2 separate regions of the Mus musculus genome follow, and region 2 is linked to region 1. Evidence: chromatin loops called from intact Hi-C (ENCODE). Cell type or tissue: heart. All regions are shown on one strand. Each heading gives the region's core, and the rest is flanking DNA. Links, peaks and the distances in the headings are about the cores only.

What was found. A loop is a pair of places that touch in the nucleus more often than their neighbours do. Peaks named below come from ENCODE experiments on the same cell type or tissue, not always from the same donor. Only the 100,000 strongest peaks of a DNase experiment are listed, where the experiment ranks them.
Region 2: it touches region 1 in a loop (2.6-fold over the local background); 6 of 42 quality-filtered maps call a loop at or near these places.

What each region holds. Positions count from the first base shown.
Region 1 is chr19:37,700,630-37,710,880 of GRCm38, forward strand. It overlaps Cyp26a1 (cytochrome P450, family 26, subfamily a, polypeptide 1), which reads left to right. Exons shown (of 7, transcript NM_007811.2): 6 at 1-141; 7 at 381-907. The coding sequence ends at 722. Among named protein-coding and RNA genes, the nearest start is that of Cyp26a1, 7.9 kb to the left of the region's middle. In heart, for the core only: a CTCF peak has its summit at 3,471 (motif pointing right); a DNase peak (open chromatin) is centred at 3,512; H3K27me3 peaks cover 4,435 bases.
Region 2 is chr19:37,831,534-37,842,342 of GRCm38, forward strand. No RefSeq gene overlaps it. Among named protein-coding and RNA genes, the nearest start is that of Cyp26a1, 140 kb to the left of the region's middle. In heart, for the core only: a CTCF peak has its summit at 5,560; no DNase peak of the experiment used is centred there; H3K27ac peaks cover 932 bases.

The DNA.
Region 1 (10,251 bases), core at 1-8,000:
AAGAGCAATCAAGACAACAAGTTAGACATGGAAACTTTGGAACAGCTTAAATACACTGGGTGTGTCATTAAGGAGACCCTGCGATTGAATCCTCCGGTTCCAGGAGGGTTTCGGGTTGCTCTGAAGACTTTTGAGCTGAATGTGAGTGCACCTCCTGTCCCCCACCCCCAGCCCTCGTCCACGTCCACTCTGCTATGCTGTTGAGCATCAGCTGCCCAGAGCAGTGGCTCACTGCCCTTGACAGTGTCCTGCCTCCTATGGTACTGGGAACCAATTTGCTCTCCTCTCTTAATGCCATCCATGCTAGTAATGACTTTTTGTTGTTGCAAGCTCAGGGCCGGGATTGTCAATTCTTAGGATTTTTTTTTTTTTTTAAACAGGGATACCAGATCCCCAAGGGCTGGAATGTTATTTACAGTATCTGTGACACCCACGATGTGGCAGATATCTTCACTAACAAGGAGGAATTTAATCCCGACCGCTTTATAGTGCCTCATCCAGAGGATGCTTCCCGGTTCAGCTTCATTCCATTTGGAGGAGGCCTTCGGAGCTGTGTAGGCAAAGAGTTTGCAAAAATTCTTCTTAAGATATTTACAGTGGAGCTGGCTAGGCACTGTGATTGGCAGCTTCTAAATGGACCTCCTACAATGAAGACAAGCCCCACTGTGTACCCTGTGGACAATCTCCCTGCAAGATTTACCCACTTCCAGGGAGATATCTGATAGCTATTTCAATTCTTGGACTTATTTGAAGTGTATATTGTTTTTTTTAAAATAGTGTCATGTTGACTTTATTTAATTTCTAAATGTATAGTATGATATTTATGTGTCTCTACTACAGTCCCGTGGTCTTAAATATTAAAATAATGAATTTGTATGATTTCCCAATAAAGTAAAATTAAAAAGTGCTTCTCTTGCTTTTTAAGATTCTTGTTGGCAAGCTGCCCATGGTGGTACATTGCTGTAATACTAGGACTTGGAAGGTGGAGGCAAGAAGAGCAGGCATTCAAGGCTAGCCTGGGCTACAGAAATCCTGTCTTAAACAAACACTACAACAAAAAGTCCTGTTAGGGAATCTGACTGGCTCAGTGTTTGTACTTTGTGTATTTAAAATGATTTAGAGTGAAACCATAGGTCTCTCCCCCATGTCAGAAAATATATATTATTATGTGTATGCTGATCCAAAGGTATCTTTGTAACTTTTTCTAAGGTCATTGAGACTTCATATTTTGAAATTGTATGGAGGCTAGTTATATTACATTATTTATTTATTTATTTATTTACATTTTTATGGTGCTGGGGATTGGATCGAAGGCTTCACACCTCTAGGGCAAGCCCTTTGTCATTAAGGCGCTGCCTCTCCCTTTCAGCCCAACGTTAATTCTAGATTCTTTTTCTTTGGTGCTTTTGGGAGGTAAACCTGGGATGCTGCAGTTATTTGGTGGTGGTCGTTGGTTTTACTCTAGAGAGAAGGCAACTTTGGGAAGGCAACACTGCTGCTGGTGAGTCGGGAAGCATCATCCCAGAGCAACGGGGTCAGCATAGCTAACATTTTAAATCAGCATAATGAATCCCTGTCATATGGAGGAGGCAGAACTCCTCTTTGAAGTTGATATTTTAGATAAGACAGAGCCAGCCCCTCTGGTTATGGACAGTTCTTACCCAAAATGAAACAGAGAAGAAAACCACTGGTGTGTCACCTTTCCTTAGAAGGTGCTTCAGGGATCCTTGCTGGGAAAGGCTGGTTTAGATAAGCAGAGCCCAGGCTTTCTTTATTCAAGATGAGGCAGCAGGGGCAGATTTAGCGGGCTGACAGATAAAGTTTTTATCTATCTCTGGCAATAGGGTTGAGTCTGACATGACTGATAAAATGGCCCAGTCGTGACCCTGTGAACCTTGGCTAACCTCCGCGAGAGCGCGGTTTTGTCACAGTTCTGACCCTGGCATGACCACGTTCTGAACGGAAGGCCGAACTCACTCCAGAGAGGTTAGCCACGGTGACTGGCTTATGCAAGCACATTCCCCCGTTTTGAAATGGCACAACCTGCTCGCTGGAACCTCTGGACGGCTTGTAGGTTTTGGACTTTAAAATTTTCATTACAATTTGAGAATTTGGCAATGTCACGGGAACCGGGTGGTCTGAAATAGGTGTTTGAACAGCTTTCGGTCCATAGTTAGACTTGCGCAATCTACCTGACTTTAGCGTTTGGGTAGAACATGAGTTGTTCTTGTTGTTGGATACTTCTGCTATTTCGAGAGCTTATTGAGTAACCCACAATGCAATGCTACAACATAAAGAAAGGAGACAAGTGGCCAAAGCTTCCGGACTCTATACTGTGAAAATGGAGCCCTTCCTCTGCAGAATGTCTGCCCGAGATCTTTGCAGATAGATTGAGCCAGCCTGGGGTGGGGGGTGGGGTGGGACATCAACAATCACAGAAAAACTTATACAAGGTCATTTTAGGGAGGTTTCGACACTATGCACTTTATTGAAGGGTGATTGGCTTTTAACAGCAGTGTCTTTGGTTACAGGAGGACTGTGAATCTCCATGAGCCGAGTTCTGTAGGAAACTCGAGCCATTTTAACATATAACTCAACTTCTTAAAAGCCACCTGAAGTTTTCTTCCCCTCTGGAGAGCTCATGGTTTTCTTCTCAACCTTTAGCTCAGTTATATCATCCAGGATCCACCTCAAAGATACATCCCCAGTGCGCTCTCTGATAATGCAGAGGGTGTTGAGTGAAGGCAGTGAGGTGCGTGGTATGAGACTGACTGAACGGACATAAGTGAGCCTGGGTCACACGTACCTGGGACAGGTTTGTTTATGGTACCAGTACCTGTGGGTCAGTACCCATGCGATGGAGAAATGAGGTAGCCTTGGCTAAAGCTGTGGAAAGAGGGCCATGGCTGTAGGAAACAAGCCCTCGGGACTCCCAGAGCTCCCTATGGTGATGGGAGCCTACAATCACTGTGTCGGTAGGTGGGCTCGCCACACTGGGCTGGAGTCCGCTGCCTCCTTCCTGTGGTGTTTGGCCTTGTCAATTCCTGTGCCTTTGTCTTCAGTCAGAGGTGTGGTGTCGCCCACCACACAGATCATTATCAGGACAGGGATGTGAAGGGAAGGGCTTCTTCCACATTCCGAAAGACTGTAGTCTTAGCAGGCTGGAGACCTAGAGGAGACACACCAGGAGTTTTGGAATCAGAAAAGACTTCCTGATGCCTCTTCTGCCCACCTCCACCCCTTTTCTAACACTTACCTATTATCTTTCCAAGGTTCTATAGCTGAGGGGTCACTATCTCCTAAATTTATCTTTCCTGCATCCTGTCACCTCTTCTGTCCCTGCCACAGTACAATTCCTTCATAAGCAACAGGTGAATTGGAGCTATGGGAGATTGCAGAGTTGGCTCCATCTTTCCTATCCCTTGTGGTGGTTTCAGGGCTTTTGCACCTTGCAAACCCCAAGATGTCCACAAGGGGGCGGGCTTCTCCCTTCTATGCCAAGCCCAGGGTACCTGTGACCGTGAAAGTTTTTCCACCAGTGACCATGAAATCTAAAGTTGACACATTCCGGTTCAAGGCTGCTTTGACCTCTAGATAGTGAGAAGCTGAAGACAACCCAATAACTTAGCTAGTACTCCACAAAAGGCCTGCCCCTCCCCCAAGAAGGGATCACATACTCCAGGTTTACCTAGACCATTACACAGTTCCAGAGGTAGTCAGCTGTGCACTCTGGATTTCCCACATTGTCCATATTTTAATCTATGCTATGTTACCCCAGTTTTCCAAGAAAACATAGGCAGCCTAATTAGTGTTTAGATGGCCTGAACTCAGTTCTGGAACCATCCCTTGAGAAAAAGCACTGTTGGAGCTGGAGAGAGAGCAAAGCCATTAAAAGCACGTTCCGCTCTTACAGAGGAGCCACGTGTGGTTTCCAGCACCCGCACTGGGCAGCTCACGACTGTCTGTAGCTCCCGCTCCAGCAGATCTGACAGTATCTTCTGACTTCCAAGGGTACCTGTGTTCTCTCTCTCTGTCTCTCTCTGTCTGTCTCTGTCTGTCTCTCTCTGTCTGTCTCTGTCTCTCTGTCTGTCTCTCTGTCTGTCTGTCTGTCTGTTTGTCTCTCTCTCTCTCTCTCTCTCTCTCTCTCTCTCTCTCTGTGTGTGTGTGTGTGTGTGTGTGTGTGTGTGTGTGTGTAGCTGGCATCCAACTCAGAGATCTGCCTGCCTCAGCCTCTGGAGTGCCCTAAAGGCAGTCACACCTGGCAAAATAAACTGAAATCTTAAGAAGAGAGAGAGGGCTGTGGATGTTAGAGGGGTAGTGGTGGCTCCTAAAAATCAACAGGTCAAAACTGTTGTAAATAACAGGTTCAGACCTGTCCTTCTGAACAGAGCATTTGCTTAGGAGGTGAGCCAGAGGAAGAGGTTACCAATACCGTGTGTGAAGGAGTAGCTAGAATTCTTTGGTGATGAAACCTGTGACCTTGGGGGCGGGGGTGGGAGCAAGCTCCTGGTCAGCAGGGGCATTCAAACGCAAGCTGGGTGGTGAAGATGGGTTAAATGGCTTTCCCATTCTCCTTCACAGCTAAACAGTGGCAAAGCTCCGACCGTTCATCCTGTATTAATTAGTTAGTTCCTCTGACACCTTCCTTCCTTCCTTTGAAATACACATTAATAACAGTCTTGGGAGACAGGTTCCCCTCCTCACTCTTCCTTCTAGCTCTTTCCGCAGTCCTCGCCTTAGGACTAGGTGAGATGGAGGTACAGAGGCACCTGGTACCCTGTGAGCTGTAGCGTTCAACTGCGATTTCTGGGTCTGCTTCAACACCCCACATCTCTCAGCTGTCTTATGGCGACCATTCAGTCCACTATGCCTCAGATCTTTCTCTTCTCCTGTCTTCCATGCACTGACACGGGACTCTGTCCACCCCACCATTCCCTTCTCTCTACCTCCTGAAAAGCTACCCAAGGTTAGGAGATGCTTTTCATCATGCTAATCATGTACATTTAGTCAACTCGGATACTTTCTTGCTCTCCTCCAGGATATGCTCACACATAGTAGGTGCTCTTTAGGAGAGAGCGCCTCTGCAATACTACTTGGTGTTTCTTCGACTTACATGGTGCCATGTTTTTTCTTTGAAAAGTGAAACTTTCATCCTTGGAAAAATCTCAGTGGCCGCAAGCTTACACGGTGTGGTTTAACAGCATGTCACAGTCCTGAAACCAATGCTCCATGGGTCCTTGGCCAAACAAGCTTTCCTTTCTTTGAAGTAGAGTCAACTCCAGTTAGAACCCCGGGAACACAGGGGTGGAGGCTTAGCTCTGGGTTGTGCGGTGGGTTTTCTGGGTGAGAGTTATCATGTTGCAATATTTGTAACCACATCACTTCAGTACAAAAAAAATGCCCCACATTGTAAGATTTCCCTCCCCTGCCAAACTCTTAGTCCATTGAGGGCTTAGAAATCTCTGTTTACTTGGTAATAGTAGATGCTTCCAGACTGTTAACTTGAAGTTACTAGTAGATTCATTTGGATTGGAAAGGCAGATAAGGCATGCTGCTTATAAGGTGACAAAATAAATTCAGTAAGGACAGCCCCCTGAGTTCATGAAGTATAGCAGTGCCACCCAATGCAACAGGGACCTGTTTCATACTCGGTGAGGGGACTTGGTACTCTGAAGTGGAAAGACCATTTAATATCAACCAGTCGCTGACTTTTCGGGCTGGAAGGCCTGTGAATATGTACTCCTGAGGGTCTGAGACTACAACTGGGAGAATTCAGGTTCCCCAGAATCCTAAAGTTACAGCAGAGAATATGAGCCAGGGTCTTAAAGGACTTGCTCAACTTGGACAAGAACAACAACAAAGAACAAAGCCCAGGACACTGGTTATTTGTGCCAGTCAGAGGGCAGACGAGGAGACTCTTCCAAACTGAACTGCACAGATTCTTGCTCCTTCCATGCCCCAGAGAGCTTCAGGACAGCGCTGTGAGAAGCTGGGGGTTTGCAGCCGCAGTGAATTTTACACAAAGCCTGACACAAGGTACAGTTTGCTAGCATTTTGGGTGAGGCTAGTGGCGGAACCTGCTTGGTGGTAGAGCTGTACCCTCACACATTTTGGAGCTGAGTGTGGTGGTTTGGATGAGAATAGCTCACATAGACTTATTATATATTTGAATGATTGGTCCCCAGTTGGTGGAACTGTTTGGGAAGAATTAGAAGGGTGGCCTTGTTGACAGATGTGTCACTGGGGATGGGCTTTGAAGTTTCAAAACCCATTCCCGTTGGCTTTTGCTCTGTCTCCTGATTGTTGTCTCAGTGCATAATCGCTCAGCTACAGCTCCACGCCTGCTGCCACGCTTCCCGAACTTACCCTCTGAAACGGTAAGCAAGCCCCCAGTAAACGCTTTCTTCTCTAAGCTGTCTTGGACGTGCTGTCTCCTCGTGACAATAGAAAAGTAACTAAGACACAGAGGCAAGATGCTTGTGAGATGTGAGTGTATAGCAGGACTGACAATGACTTGCTGAAATACAGATTGGCTCCCCCCGAGGTTTTCTGCACTAACTCAAGAATTAACATCTATAGCTAGCCCCCGAGCGGTGCTGATGTTCGTGGTCCAGGGATTACACCAAGCTTCACCAGTGAAAGCAAATCCGATTCGTGAGTGCAAACTTAGCAGGGCCAGCAAGTGATATGATGTACCCAGAGCCAGGCGGTTGATGTGCAGACATGGGGAACACAGGTACCATCTGATGTAGGTAGTTGCTGCTCAGCCCTGATCTGTTCTTCATCTGAAGGCGTGAAGACCTCTGTATCTCAAGCGCTTTCAGTAGTGTCAGGTGTTGGACATTCTGATTTGCTTGGGAACAGCTTTTTAGATTTTGGAGTCAATTTTCTTTATTTTTTTTTTTTTAATGTGTAAGCAAGATGAAAGTTGTTTGTGGCCTTATTAGCTGCTAGTTTGAATCTTCTTGGATCTTAGTTCTTGGGGCAGTGGGGTTCTTAGAGGGCTCTGTCAAGGGTTCATCTCAGGGTCTGGAGGGATGGCTGTTGTTAAGAGCACAGCCTGCTCACCCAGAGGACCCATGTTCAATTCCCAGCAATCCCATGGCAGCCCACAACTGTTTGTGACTCTAGTTCCAGGAGACCTAACAACCTTTCTGCCCTTCTGAGGGCACCAGGTACCCATACATATTAAGTAAGTAAAGAGAAAGCTTTATATTTTAAAGAAAGAGTTCATCTGAGTGGTTCCCTTGGTTCTCACTGACCAGGAATGAAGTCACCCACGCCTTGAGTAGAGCTACAAGGGTGTGTCTTCTGAGACGAAGGCTTTGCTCCTCACTTGGACTCTCCACAGGGTGACTTGAGTTTCTGTGACGCGTGGCAGCTGTCCTTGCTCAGAACAGTCGATCCCAAACCAGGAGCAAGTGAGAGACCTTAATGACTTTTACTACCTAACTCTGAAAACCACACGTTATTATGCCAACAGCATTCTGCTGATGACACAGGTGAGCTGTCTCCTTAGGTGATTCTGTAACTGGGGACCTCGAGGGCCATTTGGAGGTCGGCTAACACGGTATGTCTAGAGGAAGGCGTGGGTGCTTTTCTTTCCTTTTCCCTCAAGTGCTTTGCTTTTGGCCCTGTTTCTGAGAAATCCTTTATTTCCATATCATTAGCACCCATTGCTTACTGATGCTGCTGACATTAAGGAAAGCCCTCATCTGAACGGAGTCTCAGGAGTCATATGGTCCAGGGTTGCAGACAAGAATCCCGGGAGAAGCCTGAGAGGGTAGATGCTTAAACTCTTCAGCTTGCCAATGTTTTCAACAAGCTAATTTCACCCGGTCGTTTTTTCAGGCCTCTGTGTCCCTGGGCTCTGATTTGGATAATCCAATCACTGGGTGGCAAGCTGTCCTGGTTTGCTTAGGACTTATGGATTTCTTGGTACTTAAGTATTTGTGTGTGTGTGTGTGTGTGTGTGTGTGTGTGTGTGTGTGTGTGTAAGATAGAGGACAAAGCCCACCTTCCACTTTCATGTGGGCTCTAGGGATTGAACTTGGGTCTTCAGCCTTACGCAGCAAGTGCTTTGTCCCTTGGAACTGTCTCATAGGTCCTGATCTCCATCCCTTTTTTCAGTCTATTTTATGGACTAGCAACTTTTACTTCACTTGGTCACTCAGTGCTGTAGCTTCTCAGACAGCACCCCACATGTCCTGAATCCACATGCGTTTAGTGAGAGTCCAAGGCAATTTGATGCACCTTGAGGCTTAGGACTTTCTAGGTGTAAGCAAAACTTGACTTGAGTTTTCTCAGTCTCAGGCTCACTGGTTTCAGGGGTAAAACAGTAATCTGCCTGTGCTTCGTTTAACTTAACCTTGAGACACCTCTTGCTTTTAGTTCCCGCTTCATCACCAAAGGAAGGACAGCTAAAGTTTCATTGTTGGAGGGAACCTAAAAGTCCCAGCTCTGCCTGGAGCTTGGGTTGCGGTTCTTATAAAGCACCTTTTGACCATTGAAATCCCCGGTCCCTCCTCCCCACACGAAGATAAGGGAGACTGCTGAACACTTAGGTTGTTTCCAGTTTCAGACACTCCGAGCATTGTTTTCCAAGGTATCTTTGTATATCAGCCTTATGGAAAAAAATTAATGCTTCGTTTCTAAAGGCTTGGTTCAGAAAAATGAGTTTAACCACACCAAAGAAGATGCTTGTTTGAAACCACAGTGGGTATCTAAGAACATGCCCACGCAACGAATGCTTGAAAAAAATAGTATCGCATTTATTTTGTGGGAAATTATAGAGCTTTAGTAGGGTGAGTGTAGAGACGACATCTCACCTTGAAGGATGACTTTGGCAGTCCGTTTTATTAGGCGAACAAGGTGCAGAAAGGACCTAGCTAAGTCATGTGAGATGGCTAGCAAAGAGATTATTCATGCTTCCAGGAGACATTTTGGACATTTCTTCTGGTTGTAAAGCACTTGTACTGATTTTGTAATTAAGACTTTGAGGGTCTAGGTCTGTAGAGCAATTGAAGTTGGCAAGTTTATGCTTGCCTTGTATACAATAAAACCCTGGGTTTGATACTTAGAACCCAGGGTGGGGGTGGGTCTTAGTGTTCTATTGCTATGAAGAGACACCATGACCATGGCAACTCTTACAAAGGAAAACATTTAATTGGGGAATTGCTTACAATTTCAGAAGTTTAGTCCATTGTTCATCATGGTGGGCACCATGGCAGCATGGAGGCAGACGTGGTGCTGGTGAGGTAGACCAGAGTTCTGCATCTAGACCCACAGGCAGCAGGAAGAGAAAAGAGAACCATTGGGCCCGACTTGAGCTTCTGAAACCTCTGTGACACGCACTTCCTCCAAAGAGGCCACACCTCCTATCCTTTCAAATAGTGCCACTCCCTGGTGACCAAGCATTCAAATCTCTAAGCCTATGGGGACTATTCTCATTCAAACCACCTTGGAATGAGTCAGGCAGATTAGAAGTCCGGGTTCTGTGGTCACTTGAGACTCTGGATGAGCCATCTTTTGAGCCCAGCCTTGCTTCTCCATTTTCAAGGGCAGGCAATCAATGTTCTTGTTGCACTTGATTGGCAGATCCCAGGTCATGTGCTCATTCTCTGGCAGCCAGTTGTGGGTAAGGGAATGTTTTATTTCCTGTCCAAGAAGATTGTGGCTCAGGGTGGAGAAGACAGTTGCTGTCTAGCCAGTCGACATGTGATGTTTTTTGACCCCCTAGTCAAGAACTAAAATAGAAAAATCTTTCGGTTCTACTCTTTGAAAACCTCTACTTGTCTGTGGACACAGTTATGAGTTATTCAACTCTAACTTCTTGGCATTCTAGGAAAACCAGCTAAAGTGTACAGAGTGACTACTCCAAGTGATATTTCACGTCACTTCACTTCCGATGCATCATAATATCTGGGATGCAGATGCAGTTAACTAATTTTTGAGACAGAGTCTCCCTATGTTGCCCAGGCTGGTTTTGAAATAGAGGATTCAAATGATCCTTCTGCTTAGCCCTGATCCACAGTGCTTGACTCTGGATTGACTCTGCAGATGGAGGGTTATAGACAGTTACAGGTGCTTGTGAGCTGCCAGATGTGTATTCTGGGAATGATACTCAGGTCTTCTGCAAGACTAATATTTGTACTTAATCACCGAGCCATCTCTCTGGATCCACTGGGAATTGTTTTTTGTTTTTTTTTTTAATTTTGAGTTTTATTATTTTAGAAAATGTCAGCAGCCTTT
Region 2 (10,809 bases), core at 1,752-9,751, 130 kb after region 1:
GTTTAGTCTCTTGGCATATGCACCAGACTTGAGTGATGCCACACCCAGTCTGTGGCATCTCAAGTCATGATCAACTGCCAAGTTTGGCCTGGGCTGGCTCACAGGCCAGGGTTTGGATGTGTCCTACTGACCCCAGTCTCTGCAGCCTGGGCCTGAACACCCTGGCTGCCTGGATACTCACATGAGTACCAAACCCTACCTTTAGGGCCTATACCTAGAGATCTACCACAGGACATGGCAGGGGTGGGGTGGAGTGGGGGGGGGGTTCCTTGCTCTCCCTTTGAGCCAGTGGCCATAGGATCACTTCTTTTCAACTTTATTCTTATTGTATGTGTGCATCATTGTGTTTAGAAGAGGCACATGCTTACCCCAGCACATGTGGGCAGCCAGAGAAAAACCTAATGGGCTTGGTCCTCTCCTTCTACCTTTGTGTGCGCTCTGGGGATCAAACTCAGATCATCAGATGTCTCCAGGCTGCACCATCTCACTAGCCCCACCATAGGATCATTTCTGTTCTCTTGGGCTTCTGGGTGTGGTGTAGTCCATAATCCGCTGCCTCCCTGGGAATGAATTGGAAGGGCACCTGTTTTAAAACCAGGTGATAACTGTCACATGGCCCGCTGAATTCTGGCTATGCACCCCTCACCTCCACCCCAGGCTGTCTGCACTGCTCCCCTGGTCATCCCAACCCTCAGCCTTAACCAGCTCAGCTGCAGAGAGCTCACACAAAGCTCTGAACAGCAAGGGGAGTTCTATCTTTCCCTGTGGGAACCTGATGCCTTGACCTTCAGTTTGTATGCCTAACTCTTTAGGTGCCTAAATCCCTCTTCTTATACAGACATCAGGGGCTGGAGAGATGTCTCACAGTCAGAGCACTTGCTGCTCTTGCAGAGGACATGGGTAGCTCCAGGTCCAGAGTGTCTTACTTAGTTAGGGATTTACTGCTGTGAACAGACACCATGACCAAGGCAAGTCTTATAAAGGACAACATTTAATTGGGTCTGGCTTACACATTCAGAGAGGTTCAGTCCATTATCATCAAGGTGGGAGCATGGCAGCATCTAGACAGACATGCTACAGGCAGAGCTGAGAGTTCTACATCTTTATCTGAAGGCTGCTAGTGGAAGACTGACTTCCAGGCAGCTAGGATGAGGGTCTTAAGCCTACATTTACAGTCACACACCTACTACAACAAGGCCACACCTCCCAACAGTGCCACTCCCTGGGCCAAGCAGGTACAAACCATCACACAGGAGATGCAATGCCCTTTTCTAGCCTCCAAGTGCACCAAGCATGCATGTTATATTACAGTCATTCAAGCAAAACATTCAAATATAGAATATGATAAATAAATATAATTTTTAAAATGTTTAAAGGCACTTGTTCTGTCGGTTAAGATTCATATCTATAATTTCATTTTACCTTAATGGCACCTTTATAAGTCCTATCTCAATGTACAGAAGCATTCTGAGGTATTGTGAGGGTTAGAACTTGAGTATATTAATCTAGGGAAGTATGATTCAGTCATACACTATATTGATGCAATTAGTAAATGGACGTGTTCTAGGGCAGGAATCTCTGAGATTGCTGGGGTCTGAGCTCCCTCGACCTTGCCAGTTCTTACGTCTATCTGGTAACATGGTCCCACGTGCACTACAGACAGCTATTTGTGGGTGCATAGTACTTGTTCTTGAGACAGAGTACCATGGAAGACACTGAAAGATCGCTAGCCCTCCTAACTCTATAGCTAATTCTGGAACATTCTGTGTTTCTAGAGCTCTTGGGTTTTCAGATAGGACATCTTCTCAGTCACTGTGCAGAGCTGATATCTGGGTGAAACGAACCCTGAGTGTGAAAACACTTCACAAAAGGAAAGAAGGAGGCAAGTGCTTATTTGGCACCTTCTGTGTACCCTACAGACTGCATCTCCATTTGGACTCTGGCTCTGGAAACTGTTGGTTGCCCTGGCTCTACCAACCTTCTCTGCTCAAACTCTGTATTTTTTTAAGATTTATTTTTTTTAATTTTATGTATATTAGTACACTGTTGCTGTCTTCAGACACACCAGAAGAGGACATCGGATCCCATTACAGATGGTTGTGAGCCACCACATGGTTGCTGGGAATTGAACTTAGGACCTTTAGAAGGGCAGCCAGTGTGCTTAACAGCGGAGACAACTCTACCCCCAAACTCAATCTTAACAGTCTTACTCCCTGGCCTGACTGCAGTGGTCCGCAGGGAGCACTCTAAACAGTTATGAACATTTGCAATGCCTAGATAATTCCTTCTCCCCCTCCTTCTCTTCTCCTGTATACCACTTTGGAATTATTGGAGATTCCAGATCTTGAAGAGGGAAGGAACAGAGTTTGGCAGTGGGCTGGGGGTGGGTAGCAGGTAGGGGTTGCCACATGCCCAGCATGGTGGAGGAGAGAGGTTTGGGCAGGTGAGTAACCAGGGAACTTCTCCCAGTCCATATTAAACTTTAGTTTTCTGGGAAGGAAATCTGTTCTTCCAAATGCTGGTAATTCCTTGCCCACAAAAGACAGATATTTCCCCAGCCAGAGGACCGTGAACGACCCCGCCCAGGATATCCTGCATCTTGGGCGCCGTGGCTCTGCCACTCACAGATGAATCAGGTAGACTCCCTGGTAGCTGTAACCCAGCACTGCTTCAGAGCCTGTGGTGATCTGCTCCACCTTCAAAGCAGTGTTTTTCTTACCTGAAGACTGTCTCCACCACTGAGGGCAGTTAGAACAGGGGTTCTCAACGTGTGGGTCGCGACCCCTTGGGAGGGGATGATCTTTTCTCAAAGGTTCCCCCCCCCCAAATGAGATCAGGTTGCCACTGGAAAACAGATATTTGCACTATGATTATAACAGTAGCAAAGTTACAGTTAATGAGGTAGCAACAAAAATAATTTTATAGTTGGGGATCATCACAACATGAGGCATAAAGAGTCACAAGATTAGGACCCAGGCTCAATTCCTAGCATCCCCATGGCAGCTCACACCTGTCTGGAACTCCCCGTTCCAGGGCGTCTGACACCTTCACACATCATGTAGGCGAAACAGCAATGCCCATGAAATAAAGTAATAGTGGTAGTCATAGACATGCACAGTCTGTCTAGGGATGATCCCCTAGGAAATGTCCTTTGGTCACTGCTCAGGCCCTAAGGGCCCTGATCCTTCCAATTCAGGATGGCAAGTCATCTTAAAGTTATCTTAAACTGAAAGGGGTTGGACGGCCACCTCAGCTGAAAAGATCTGCAGGCCCTCAACTCGATGATGGCATGGCCTGGACTAAAACCCTGTCCACTATTCTAGGTTGCCTTGAGAGGTGACAACACAGCCTGCCAATACTCCTGATGTACTTGAACCCGAAGATGTGATGACTTGGGTGTTTCTACTGCCTACTCTGAATTGGAAGCCTTTGAAGGAAGGCGGTTGGAGAACGAATCACAGGAGATCACGATACAACTCTGCCAAAAGTCGCTCTGAACTCAGACCCCAACTACTTTAACATATTGGAGAAGTTCTAAAGTCGCTAAAAGCTTTCAAAGTAACTTTCTATCAAAATACTAATTGAACGCAGTTAAGTTTACGCTAACAAGTTTATAGTATTAAAATATCAAAACACAGTTAATTTTTGTCTCATGTTGAGCCAAATGGTGCACTATCATGATATTTATTTTCGTGTATTAATTTTCAGTTTCCTGGAACTAATTATTGTTGGGTTTTTCTTTTTTCTTTCCTTTGCTTGGATTTCTTTGAACTTTTGAGTGACTCTCCCTACATCCTTTAATACAGATATTTTTTTCCCCCTCAGGGCTGGTTTCCCCATTAGTAAACCTGTCTGCTTAGTCTCTCAGTTTGACATATTCCAAAAGATAGCACTTCTAAAGACACTCTTCCTTTCATACTTTCTAGCACCTGTGGCTCTCTAGGACTCTTGGTCACCGTTAAGATAACCAAAGCAACCTAACAGTGGTTCTCAACTTTCCTAGTGCTGCGAATTTTTAATACAACTCTTCATGTTGTAGTGATCCCCCGGCCATAGAGTCATTTTTGTTGCTACTTCATGACTGTAATTTTGCCACTGTTATGAATTGTAATATAAATATCTGTTTGGGCTGGAGAGATGGCTCAGCAGTTAAGAGTGCCGACTGCTCTTCTGAAGGTCATGAGTTCAAATCCCAGAAACCACATGATGGCTCACAACCATCTGTAATGAGATCTGATGCCCTCTTCTGGGGTGTCTGAAGACAGCTACAGTGTACTTACATATAATAAATATCTGTTTGCCAAGACCCTTGGGTGTTGAGCCTAGAGGGATCGAGACCCACAGGTTGAGAAACACTGAAATAGACGCTAGCGATTGTTCCATTCTGGCCTGAGTCTTCAGCTTCCATGCTTCTGTTCAGCCATCTTCTTTCATGTTTCCTTAAGAGGATCTTGTCGATAATGAAAGACAGAGCAAAACGTGAGTGGAGGAAGAGATGTGTTACTGTTAACTTTGCCTGGACCCTGGCCATGTTCCATTTTGACACTGTTGTTGTCTGAGGTGATTTGAATTTTGAGAGTTTTTTGGGTTTTTTTTTTTGGCCAGGTTGTTATTGAAAGAAATATTATGGTGTATCTGATTTTACTCAGGCTCAAACGTTCTATGATAGCTCAAAAGAGCAAATTAATTAGGAGAGGAGAACCCTTCAGCGTCTCTAAACTCTTGCTTCTCCATTCTGAGCCAGGCTTCTGTGCCAAGGTCTTCAGTACCAAGGTCCCGAAGTCCCCGGTCTTGAATATAAAGTCAGGGGAAGGCTGCCTGAATCTATTGTTGTGCTAATGGCTACACCTGAAGATTTGCTATGGAGATTTAACATTTCTCTTGGAGGGGTCATACCTTACCATTTCTTTTTAATTTTAAAAATTTATTTATGAATACGTATTTTATTAATCTCTAGGAAATCCCATATAAAAATACTTTAATCATATTAACCCCCTGAACTCCTCCACCTCTGCTCCCTTACCCACCCCAACTTCGTGTCTTTTTTTAAATTATTATTAGTTTTAATTTAATTACCCATCAGCTCCAAATTTAGAGACATCACATTTTAAATTGCACTGGAAATTCTGCTTTAGGGAAATACGAGTTAATTGTTTCAGAAAAGTAGAGCGAGGTGTGGGTGTAGGAGGCAGAGGGAAGAGCTGTCCCACAGGCCAGCAGTCAGTCCCTCAGCTCATGCAGAGGGCAGACAGGCTTCCATTGGCAAGCTGTTGGTGGGAAGGTGGTACCAAGATGAGACTCGTGCATCTGGATCCATCTCTTCATCCTCACCCAGGCTTTCTCCTAACCAACTCACCTTTGGGATGTTCTAGCTTTGTTTTATGCCCTGGCAGCAAAAAAACAAAAACAAAAAACCAGATCCCAGAGTGAGGAGACTTGGCTCTTAGCTCCTGCCCAAGTCAGGGTCGTGACAGTGAAGGCTCCTTACTAGAGCTGCCTCTCATTCAGGAGAATCTTACCTTCTTCACTCTTATCCTGCTGACACAAGGACGCCAGCACCACCCTGTGGCACCTAGGTAACAGGGAATCCACCCCGTGCCCACAAGGGAGGGGCTGCTGAGATCTCTCTGGCCAGGGCTGGTTGGAAGAGAGACCTGGTCAGTGTTGGGTATGGTAGAGCACCTGAAGTCTCTAAGCGGCTCCCAGCTGTTTAACACGCCTAGACAGCAGGGTTTCCTCTCCCATTCCAACTTGCCTGCTTTGCAAAGGGAACTGAGAGAGAGGCTAGACCGGGCTGAGGCAGTATGGGCCTCACAGGGCATCACAAGCCTGTATGCCAGATGCTATTGTCTCCAGCTGCCTTTCCTTTCTCTCCTTCATGTCAGTCCCTCTCTTGGCCCCCTTTTCTTCTCTGTTGGAAGCTCTAAAATAACAAGACAAACTTTGACCTCTGAAGGTCAGAGCTGGACACTTTGCTTGGCTTAGGCTCTGCAGGACTGTGCTATGTGTGTTCATTTTCCATTATCATGTGACAGAGGAGAAGGCCTGGTTCATCTCCCCAGTGGGCTCCACAGCTCCATCAGTGACCAAACGCATGGGTTCACATTGAGTTAACCACACATGTTTTTATCCTCCAGGTTCTGAGAGAGACAACCTATGACCTTGAACTTGTCCTCAATAATATAAATATTCAAACTCAACAGTAGATCAAAGTTATATTGTGTGAATGCAGAGAAGAAAGAACCAATCCAAGAAGACCCCGAAGACAGTCACTAACTGCCCACCCTGTGGGAGAAGTGCTACCAAACTGCAGGAACCTTTGCTTTCTTTAGGTCTTGTGGTAGAAGGTGATTGTGGTGAAGTTCTTCCCAAATGATTTTGTGCATACCATACCCAATGAGTACACAGATTGGTGCCTGGAGAACCTTGGGTTTTATTGTGGGAGAAGGTGTGGGAATGGAATGGGAAGAGAGGAGAACTGGGACATCTGATGGGAATTAGCAATATGAGTGGAAATGCAACCTCTAAAAATAGACTTGTATTTCCCAGTTCTGCTCACATCAAAGCCAATGACGGGCAAGTGATGATAAGCCCTGCGCAGAACCAGAAGCCTCTGGAAAAGTGATGACTAAGTCTGGGGCTGGGAAAGGGAAAACACAAGGCGAGGCTGCAATGTTGCTGTATTCAAAGTAAACAGCACTCAAACCTGATAAGATGTCAAAAGACATCTCTCACAAGGAGCCACCTTGAACCACTTGAACCACTCACAAGGAGCCACCTTGAACCACTCACACTGGTTAACCCTGAAAGCACAAAGAATGGCGAAGGCTCCGAGAGAGGCTCAGGTGCTAGACTGCTTGCCTAGTGAGCCTGAAGCCCCACGTTCTATCTCCAGCACTCTATGCAGCGGGGCATAACTGTAATCTCAGCATTCAGGCACCGGGATTGAGAGTTTCAGGCCAGACAGGGATATATGAGACCCTGTTTCCAAAAAAGGATGAAGGAAGAATACTGAGAGAAATAATGATATGGGGGGGGGCAGAATATTTTAAAAGTTTAATAAGATCCCCAAATAACAATAATCAGATACGAAGCGAGATGTGAAATCCCTTCTCAACGGAAGAGCACCATCAAGTAGTTGAAAAAAATACTGCCATTAGAAAAGAGTTATTTTCCAACCATTTCGACAGTAAAGCTGTAGGGGTGAAGGCGCTGGCTAAAACCACTAGGGAACAGGGTAGTTACGTGGCCTCAAAATAGCATCCTGCTGAAGTCCATATTAAAATGGAAAAATAATGTTGTGTCAAATGATCAAACTCACATGTCGCCTACAATGAGACAAACTGACCACATTATGCCTCCTGACGGAAAGGCGTTGTGAAAGACACAAGGCTACCCTCTCATGTCTTTGCCAAAGCGTTCTCCTTGAACCTCGTCACAAAGAAGCAATCAGACAAGCGCAAAATTGAAGCATATTTTACAAAATAGTTTGTCTGTGTGGCTTTTAAAAAAATCACAATAAAGAAGAGGGGAAGAAAGGCTTTTATAATAGTTAAATGTGATGTGTGTTTCCAAGTTTTGTTATTTATTTGTTTTTGAGACATTACATAGATCAGGCTAGCCATGACCTCATGATCCACTGGCCTCTGCCTTCTGAGTGCTGGGAATAAAGGCGTGAACCACAACACCTGGTCTACTTGGGTGTTTTATATCTACATACATTTGTATACACACGCGCGCGCGCGCGCGCACACACACACACACAGAGACAGAGACAGAGAGACAGAGACAGAGAACATTGTGGAGACAATACAGATTTGGAAAGGAACCCATATCATAGAATAGCGGTATATGCTATTAAGTTTCCTTTTTGGCAGGGATGATGGAAGCCTGTGCAAGCAGTGTTTGACTGTTGAGCATCCTGCATCTCTGGTCTGATATGACATTTCTTAGTCCTGTGTGGTAGCATACACCTTTTACCCAGGCACTAGGGAGGCAGAGGCAGGCAGATATCTATGAGTTTGTGGCCAGCTTGATCTATATAATGAGTTCCAGGCCAGGCAAGGCTATAAAGTAAGACCCTGTTTCAAAAGAAGTAATTTTTTTTCTTAAGTGTGCTGGTTATACTTAGAAGCAAAACGTTCTTGTCTTTTGGAAAGAAATGCCTAAGTCGTTAGGAGAGTGCTGTGGTTGGCTTCTTATTTTGCAATGGCTTAGGGGTGAAGAATCATTTATTGAAAGAGAATAGAAAGTAAAAATCTCAGAACAAATATGCTAAAATGGTAACCAAGATTTCTAGGTGACGAGAATACAGTGTGGGTTGCACTTTCCCTATGCACAACTTTTCTGTAGGCTCCATGACATTATTATTTCTTTTATGCAATATATTCTGAACAGAGTTTTCACAGCCTCCAGCTCCTCCCCAACTTCCTCCCACCTAATGTCCTGCACTTTCCTTCTCTCTCTCTCTCTCTCTCTCTCTCTCTCTCTCTCTCTCTCTCTCTCTCTCTCTAAAATAAACAAATAAAACTAAGAAAGGCTCACACAAAAACTCCAGACCCAAAGTATATAAAGCAAAAGACCAAAAAGACAAAAAAAAAAAAAGCTAAACCAAGCAAAAAGTCTATGAAAGAAGAGACAAGTCTGAGAAGAGAGAGAGAGAGACAAAAGGTCTACAGAAATACTATTGAGTTCACCTTGTGTTGGTCATCTACTCTTGGGCACGGGGCCTACTTTGAGATGTGGTTAACATATCCAGTGAGACGCCATGAGTAAAAACTAATTTTTCCTTTGCAAGTAGGCTTCAGGTAGCTTCTTGGTCAGTGTTGGAAGCCCATTTCCATTTTCCCCTCTCATTGCTGGGACCTAGTGTGGCTTGAAGCTGTGTCAGCCCTGTGTGTGTGTGCTGTCACAGTCCCTGTGAGTTCATATGTGCATCAGTCTTGTGTTTGGAAGATACTGATTTCTTGGAGTCCTCCATCTCCTCTGGCTTCTAAAATCTTTCTGCCTCCTCCCCTTCTGTATAGATCCTTGATCTTTGAAAGAAGGGGTTTGATGAAGACATTCATTTAGGACTGGTTAATCCAAAGACCCTGTCCAATGTCCAGTTGTGGGATCCGGTGTCAGCTCCCAGGTACTGTAAAGAGAAGGCTCTCTGATGAAGGCTGAGAGAGGCACTGATGTATGGGTATAGCAGAATGTCATTAGGAGTCATTTTACCGCTACATTTCTTTAGTAGAGCAACAGTATCTAATTTTCCCCTAGGTCCATAACCCATCTAGCCTCTGATTCTTGGCCACTGGAGCAGCATTGGGAATGTGTTCCACCTCATGGAGTGGGCCTTAACTGCAACCAGAGAGTGGTTGGTTACACTGACAATGCCTTTGCCTCTATGGCACCACCAGCATTTTCACAGGCAGGCCACAGAGTTTGTAGCTGAGCTGATGACTACCCTTCTTTGGTATCGTGCAGTACCACAGATGCTCATCAGAAGGAACAAAGCCTCTAGTTAGGCACTAGTTCAGCTTCTCTTTGTTTGATGAGACATATAAATGTTGTCTTTGGCAATAAGGCCTTGGCATCAGTTTGTGGAGAGCAACCAACAGACTTCATGACTTTTCAAATCAAAAGTGAGTTAGCAATGAGGCTTATGTTAGAGCACTAGACTGAAATGTACAAGGACCTGGATTCAGTTGCCAGCATGATGGTAGGATTGGGGGAGAGGTGTAGAATGACGAGGTTCTGGGAAAGTGTGATTAGGGCTACAAAGACTATATAGTGGCTTGTTCTGCGCATGACAGTTTACCTTGGTACAAGGCTGGCAAGGGTAGGCAGCACCACAGGGATCTATCTGGGAACAGATGAAAGATCCAAGTCTTCCCATGAGTGAGCCCCCAGGCTGGAGCTTCTCAGACTGACTCCCTTCAACCCAGGTTTGGAAGAATCCATCCCTGGTGAGTGTGCCTCCTTCTGCCCCAGCACAGGGACTCCTGGCACATTCCCAGGTGCCACTTCACAAGTGCAGAGTGCTGAAACTATCCTCTAGGAATGCTCCCATAATTTCAAGATGACAGCAATGGCAACGTGTCTTTATCCCAGCTGTTCTTAGAATCACTTACAGTGGTCTTAAGGCATCCACACACTGCTGCATTCTACACCCCACGTCTCTCTTTCAGTCATTCTGAAGTAGGTCCCAGAAGTCACATTCTGAAAGAAATGTCCAGGTCCACTGAACTTGGTAATGGAGTATGGAAACCACAGGACATAGGACCTTGCAGGAGCTGCCTTTTGCTGGATGTAACTTAAAAAATAGAAAGGGGAACTAGGGAATAGCTATGACCATATTTCATTGTATCCATGTATGGAATTCTTAATTGTAAAGAAAAAATTTTAATTAAAAAAGTAGTATTATATAAAATAGTAACAAATGAATAATAAATCATAATTTAAATGAAAACTACGAAATAAGATAAAGACACACATAAGAAGCAAGAAGAGAGTCTGAGGAAGATACCCAACATCAATGTTGTTCCTCCACATGCATGTGCACATATGTGCAACCACACACGTGTGAACATGCACGCACACATGCTTGAAGCATGTATACCATACACACAGACACATAGAGACACACACACAGTCATACACACACATACACAGACACACCCAGAGACATACATAGAGACATATACACAGGCACACAGACACAGACACAGACACAGACACACACACACACACACACACACACACACACACACACACACACACCTAGACGAAGAAATGGTCCTGGCTCACTCTAGCCACACAAAG